Regions from separate parts of the Homo sapiens genome. Here region 1 is linked to region 2. Evidence: read pairs that join two places in POLR2A ChIA-PET (ENCODE). Cell type or tissue: MCF 10A. All regions are shown on one strand. Each heading gives the region's core, and the rest is flanking DNA. Links, peaks and the distances in the headings are about the cores only. Region 1 overlaps ZMYND15 (zinc finger MYND-type containing 15). Region 2 overlaps RNF167 (ring finger protein 167).

Region 1 (2,907 bases), core at 181-2,680, 200 kb before region 2:
CCGCCCGGCGCCCGGGCCCCCACCCCCATCCCCAACTCCCTCTGCTCCTCCTGCCCCCACCCGAAGGCGCCGAGGAGAAAAGAAACCTGGGCGGGGGGCCCGCCGGCGGAAATGAATGCTGATACCCTAGTAGTCCCCAGCTCCCAAACACTGAAAGGAAAACGTGAAAACACTCAAGGCCTAGGGGGAGGACAGGTTGGTAAAACATGAAAAGGTAAATAAAATTACTTGTTTGAAACCACTGAGTCATGGATCTTTTGATTACACGCTCATAATTGGGCCATTAAACTGGGAACGAAGAGAAAGATTTTTTTGTTTGTTTGTTTTTTGAGACGGAGTTTCCCTCTTGTCACCGAGGCTGGAGTGCAGGGGACACGATCTCGGCTCACTGCAACCTCTGCCTCCCGGGTTAAAGCGATTCTCCTGCCTCACCCTCCGGAGCTGGGATTACATGCATGCGCCACCACACCCGGCTAATTTTTGTATTTTTAGTAGAGACAGGGTTTCGCCATATTGGCCAGGCTGGTCTCGAACTCCTGACCTCAGGTGATCCGCCCGCATCGGAAAAGGAGTTAGGGATGACTTACTTTCCCCCAGACCCTTTTAGTCCCCTCAACGGCTGTCATTTCTTTAACTCACAGTCAGGGATTGTGACCCTCCTTGGTAATCCCATGGTTCTCCTAATTATGTGTTGGCTAGTCACTTTCCAGCCCCGGTAACCCTCAGGGACCGGCCCCAAGGCAAGGAAAGTGGCTTCTTCCTGGGGGCGGGAGAAGCAATCAACCTCCTGGGACCACACAGATCCTTGGTTTGGATTCAGTGAAAGGCCCCAGCCACCCAACTCCACCTTTTCTCACCACCTCGTATTCAATAATCAACTCCTGCTGAGCTCTTCTGAAATCACTCAAGTCCATCAAGGTATGTCCATTCCTGCTGCAAACTCCACCGTATCTCATCGCCACATTGCAGCCCAGAGTATTCCTCCTCAAAAAAAGACATCTGAGGGCCGGGCACGGTGGCTCACGCCTATAATCCCAGCACTTTGGGAGGCCGAGGCAGGTGGATCACCTGAAGTCAGGAGTTCGAGACCAGCCTGGCCAACATGGAGAAAACCCCGTCTCTACTAAAAATACAAAATTAGCCGGGCATGGTGGCACATGCCTGTAATCCCAGCTACTTGGGAGGCTGAGGCAGGAGAATCGTTTGAACCTGGGAGGCGGAGGTTGCAGTGAGCCGAGATCGCGTCATTGCACTCCAGCCTGGGGGACAAGAGTGAAACTCCATCTCAAAAAAAAAAAAAAAAGAAAAGAAAAGAAATTAACCGGGTGTGGTGGCATGGGCCTGTAATCCCAGCTACTCAGGTGGTTGAGGCAGGAGAATCATTTGAACCTGAGAGGTGGAGGTGGCAGCCAAGATCGCGCCACTGCACTCCAGCCTGGGTGACAGAGTGAGACTCTGTCTCAAAAAAAAAAAAAAAAGACATCTGACCTCATTTCTCCCTCGCTTCAGTCCCTTCAGTGACTTCCCTTAGCTCTTAACAGTGTGGGCTGCCCTTAATGACTTCAGTCACTGAGTATAGATAGGGAAAAACAGAGGAGAAACCTGGCAGATACCACCTTAACCAAGGGATTAAGGTGAACAATTAAGTCCTGTTGATGTTACTCTTTTTTTTTTTTGAGAAGGAGTCTTGCTCAGTCGCCCAGGCTGGAGTGCAGTGGTGCAATCTCGGCTCACTGCAACCTCCGCCTCCTGGGTTCACGCAATTCTCCTGCCTCAGCCTCCCAAGTAGCTGAGACTACAGGCGCACGCCACCACGCCCAGCTAATTTTTGTATTTTTAGTAGAGACAGGGTTTCACCATGTCGGCCAGGATGGTCTCAATCTCTTGACCTCGTGATCCGCCTGCCTCGGCCTCCCAAAGTGCTGGGATTATAGGCGTGAGCCACCGCACCCAGCCCTGTTGATGTTACTCTTAAGTCTCTTTCATTTTGTAACATACCTCCTTGGCTTTTATTTTTTATTTCATGACACTGATTTGACAAGACACAGAATCATTTGTCCCGTAAAATGTTCCTCACTCAGGAGCTGGCTGATTACTTCCTCAGGGTGTTTTTTCATGTGTTCATTTATCTTCTTCAGTTCCTGTCAACCAGTAGTTAGATCGAGATGACAAGGTTCTGCTGATGTGGTCCCTGCCAACCTCTGCAGGCTGATCTCATGCCATTTCCTTCCCCTGTCAACTCTGCAGCCAGATGCTTCTAAATAAAGACGCGCTCTCTCACTGTGGAACTTCCCATGTGTTTTTTGTTTTGTTTTGTTTTTGAGATGGAGTTTCGCTCTTATTGCCCAGGATGGAGTACAGTGGTACAATCTTGGCTCACTGCAACCTCCGCCTCCCGGGTTCAAGTGGTTCTCCTGCCTCAGCCTCCCAAGTAGCTAGGACTACAAGCGCCTGCCACCACGTGCAGCTAATTTTTGTATTTTTGGTAGAGACGGGGTTTCACCATGTTGGCCGGGCTGGTCTCCAACTCTTGACCTCAGGTGATCCACCCACCTCGGCCTCCCAAACTGCTGGGATTACAGGTGTGAGCCACTGCACCTGGCCAGAACTTCCCATGTTCTTGCTCAACTAATTCTTAGCCTAGGTGGCAGCCTAAATGTCACTTCCTTAGGAAAGGAAGCATTTCCTGACCCCCAGATGAGGTTAGACACCCCTCTCCCTATTAAGCCCTCATAGCACCTTGCATATGCCCTTTGATGACCTTTATCACACAATTTCTTGTCTACCCTTTCAACGGTCAACCCAGAAGGGGTGGGTGCTACCTCTATCCCCCAGGGTCTAGCCTGGCCGGGCATATGGCAGCATACAGTAGGAGCTCGTTAACTGCTTATCAGATTGCTTTCCCCC
Region 2 (2,907 bases), core at 132-2,631:
TTCTTCTGTTTTTATGCATAAATACAACGAAGACGGGAGAGGAGATGGAAAGCAAAGATGATTAAGTGAAATAATTGTGGGAAACAATAGAGGGATAGACTTTGCTTATAGGGGATGTGGACAGAGCAGAAAAATGGGAGGAATGGGGAGGATTCAGTTAGAGAAGGAAGAAACCGGTACCAAGGGGCTGGGGCTTTAGGCCCTGGGGCCTCCAGTGCCCGTATAAGGCTGTGGCAGAAGCCCTGCCCATTTCCGTTCCTTCCACTCCCTATCTCCACCCTCACACCTCCCCAAAAACCCACTTCCCTTCTTACCTCTGCTTCTCTTTGCTTGTCCCTTCTAGCCCTAAATTCTTCCATGTTCTGCCCTGACCTTATCCTGCCTACCTGTCTTATCTCTTCCACTGGCTTTGTAGGTGAGGGGAAATTTTTGCAAGGCTTTAAAAGCCTTAGCCCTGGGTCATTGTGGCTCAGTGAAGGACTAGATTATTTTCTTTCTGTCCCAGGAGACCAGTATGATGTCTGTGCCATTTGCCTGGATGAATATGAGGATGGGGACAAGCTGCGGGTACTCCCCTGTGCTCATGGTGAGGCCCTCACTGCCTGCCCATGCCCCTCTGCCACCAGCAGCCACCAGGTGCTTCACCTTGTTCCTCTCTGCAGCCTACCACAGCCGCTGCGTGGACCCCTGGCTCACTCAGACCCGGAAGACCTGCCCCATTTGCAAGCAGCCTGTTCATCGGGGTCCTGGGGACGAAGACCAAGAGGAAGAAACTCAAGGGCAAGAGGAGGGTGATGAAGGGGAGCCAAGGGACCACCCTGCCTCAGAAAGGACCCCACTTTTGGGTTCTAGCCCCACTCTTCCCACCTCCTTTGGTTCCTTAGCCCCAGCTCCCCTTGTTTTTCCTGGGCCTTCAACAGATCCCCCACTGTCCCCTCCCTCTTCCCCTGTTATCCTGGTCTAATAACCCCCCACACATACACCTCTGGTGACCTATTTGCACAGACCGTCGTCTTCCCTCCAGTCTTCTGAGGGATAGGGGACATTCCATCCCAAGCTTCTCCCTTACCCACACCTATCCTTTTGAGGGGCTTTGGGGTGGAGCTGGGGCAAGCAGAGGGACTGGGTCTTCACTTCTTGGGCTAATAAAATTGTTTCTTTGTGGACTAAGGAAGGGTAAGATCATTCTCACACAGGTGAACTTAACCCTTTGGTGGAATCACCCCTTTAGCCATAAGGAGCAAGGGAATGCTGAGAGACACTAACCTATAGTCATGGGGACAGCCCCAGCCGGCATTTGCTATGACTCAGAAGGGGGAGCCCCACCCACAAGGATGACTCAACTAGCCCTGCCTTGCCTGCAGGCCTGCACCCATTCTCTGGTCCAGATGGCTCTATTCCATCATCCACCAATTTGACCAGCACACTGAGGACTTAGGCCTGGAAATGCCACTGTGGAGGGGCAGGGCCACCTGGCCAGAAGCTCAAATTCCTGCACCTTGTAGTACCTCAACCTCCCTGCTCCCAAGCCACGATAAAGGAGGCAAGTCACAGTGCCTATCCCCCATTCTGACACCCAAGCTCAAATCACACAGCACCTTGTTAGTAGAATCTTTTTTATTCAGAAAAAAAAAACCCCAAAAAACAAAAGTTTTCCAACCACACACGGGAGGGATATGGGTAGGGGGAGGTGTCTGTCCATCCAGCCCTGGCCCCCAGCCCATGTGGTTTTGGCAGCAATAAGGGGTATGGGGTAATGGCCCAAAAAATAAAATGGTTTGTGTGTGTATGGGGAGGAAAGGGGTGCAAAGCTGTGGGGAGCGGTGAAGGGGAAGGGACAGACGAGGTCAGTACTGGGAACGCCGAAGGTGGGAGGCCATTTCATAACATTTCTTGTTGATCAAACCACCGTGGACACCTTCTTTGCCCATCAGCAGGACTAGCGCTGGAGGAGGAGGAAAGAGAAAGGAGGCTAGGATCCAGGTGTCACAATTCCACCCCCTGCCAGCTGTTCAGCAGCTGTCCAGCCCTGGGGGCTGTAACCCAACCTCATCTCTCCCAACCCGCCCCCCCACCACACACAGGCAGGCTGTCAGTCACCCTGAAACAATAAGGCTTTTCAAAAGAGGAAAATCAAGCTTAAACGCTGGAGAGGAACAGACTAAAAACTTAGGGGTCAAAGGCTCATAGACTGTTGATTCATGTGTTCAGGCTAGAAAGGGCTGTGGATGTGCATGCCACCTCCAGGTTCTAACAAAAGAACTCAAACGATGAACTCGATGATTCAAGACCCCAACAATCTACCTATACTCCTAGAAAACAGTTTCTAATCCGAGCTCAAGGCAGTAAGTAATTTAAGAGGTAATGCAGTTCAGCAACTTCGAATTACAAGATGAGGAACTGAGACAGAATGGAGGGACTATCCCGTGTTCCAGCATCCAGCAGACAAGGAACACAATACTGGTCTGACTCCCTTCATGTTGGGGAATCACACAAAAAAGCACCCTCAAGATTACCAGAAGGCGGTACATTAGAGATCTTGGAGCTAAAGGAAGGGTAAGACTCAGGAACTCACTCTTGTCAGTCTTGGTGACAGTGACATTGAAGGTGGGGGCCCCACCGGTGCTCTTGGTACGAAGATCCATGCTAAATTCCCCATCCTGCAGCAGTGAGTCCCGGATCACCGAACATTTCTGGCCCCCAAGTGTCAGCCCATTCACGTAAAAACTTGACCGGTCTTTGCCAACCAGGACACCCACCTCAGCTGGCTGGAAGAGGAACCAAGCGCCCATCAAGTTAGTCAGTGCACCAAGATTCCCACCGTGTTCTCCAAAGACCCACCTGTCTTCCACTTCTGAGAACCACCCCGCCGTGGGGGCTAAGTATAAATTATATACTCAGTACACA

What was found. ChIA-PET counts read pairs that join two places held together with the same protein. Peaks named below come from ENCODE experiments on the same cell type or tissue, not always from the same donor. Only the 100,000 strongest peaks of a DNase experiment are listed, where the experiment ranks them.
Region 1: POLR2A ChIA-PET joins it to region 2 with 5 read pairs; 3 of 35 experiments call an interaction of 5 or more read pairs at or near these places.

What each region holds. Positions count from the first base shown.
Region 1 is chr17:4,745,876-4,748,782 of GRCh38, forward strand. ZMYND15 (zinc finger MYND-type containing 15) reads left to right here. Exons shown (of 14, transcript NM_001136046.3): 14 at 1-238. The coding sequence ends at 115. Among named protein-coding and RNA genes, the nearest start is that of CXCL16, 7.4 kb to the left of the region's middle. In MCF 10A, for the core only: no CTCF peak of the experiment used is centred there; no DNase peak of the experiment used is centred there.
Region 2 is chr17:4,944,053-4,946,959 of GRCh38, forward strand. RNF167 (ring finger protein 167) reads left to right here. Exons shown (of 10, transcript NM_015528.3): 9 at 506-586; 10 at 663-1,170. The coding sequence ends at 964. It overlaps PFN1 (profilin 1), which reads right to left. Exons shown (of 3, transcript NM_005022.4): 2 at 2,576-2,768; 3 at 1,600-1,945. The coding sequence ends at 1,848. Among named protein-coding and RNA genes, the nearest start is that of PFN1, 3.0 kb to the right of the region's middle. RefSeq lists enhancers at 160-703, 338-387, 1,258-1,307, 1,318-1,407, 1,468-1,637 and 1 more. In MCF 10A, for the core only: no CTCF peak of the experiment used is centred there; a DNase peak (open chromatin) is centred at 1,349.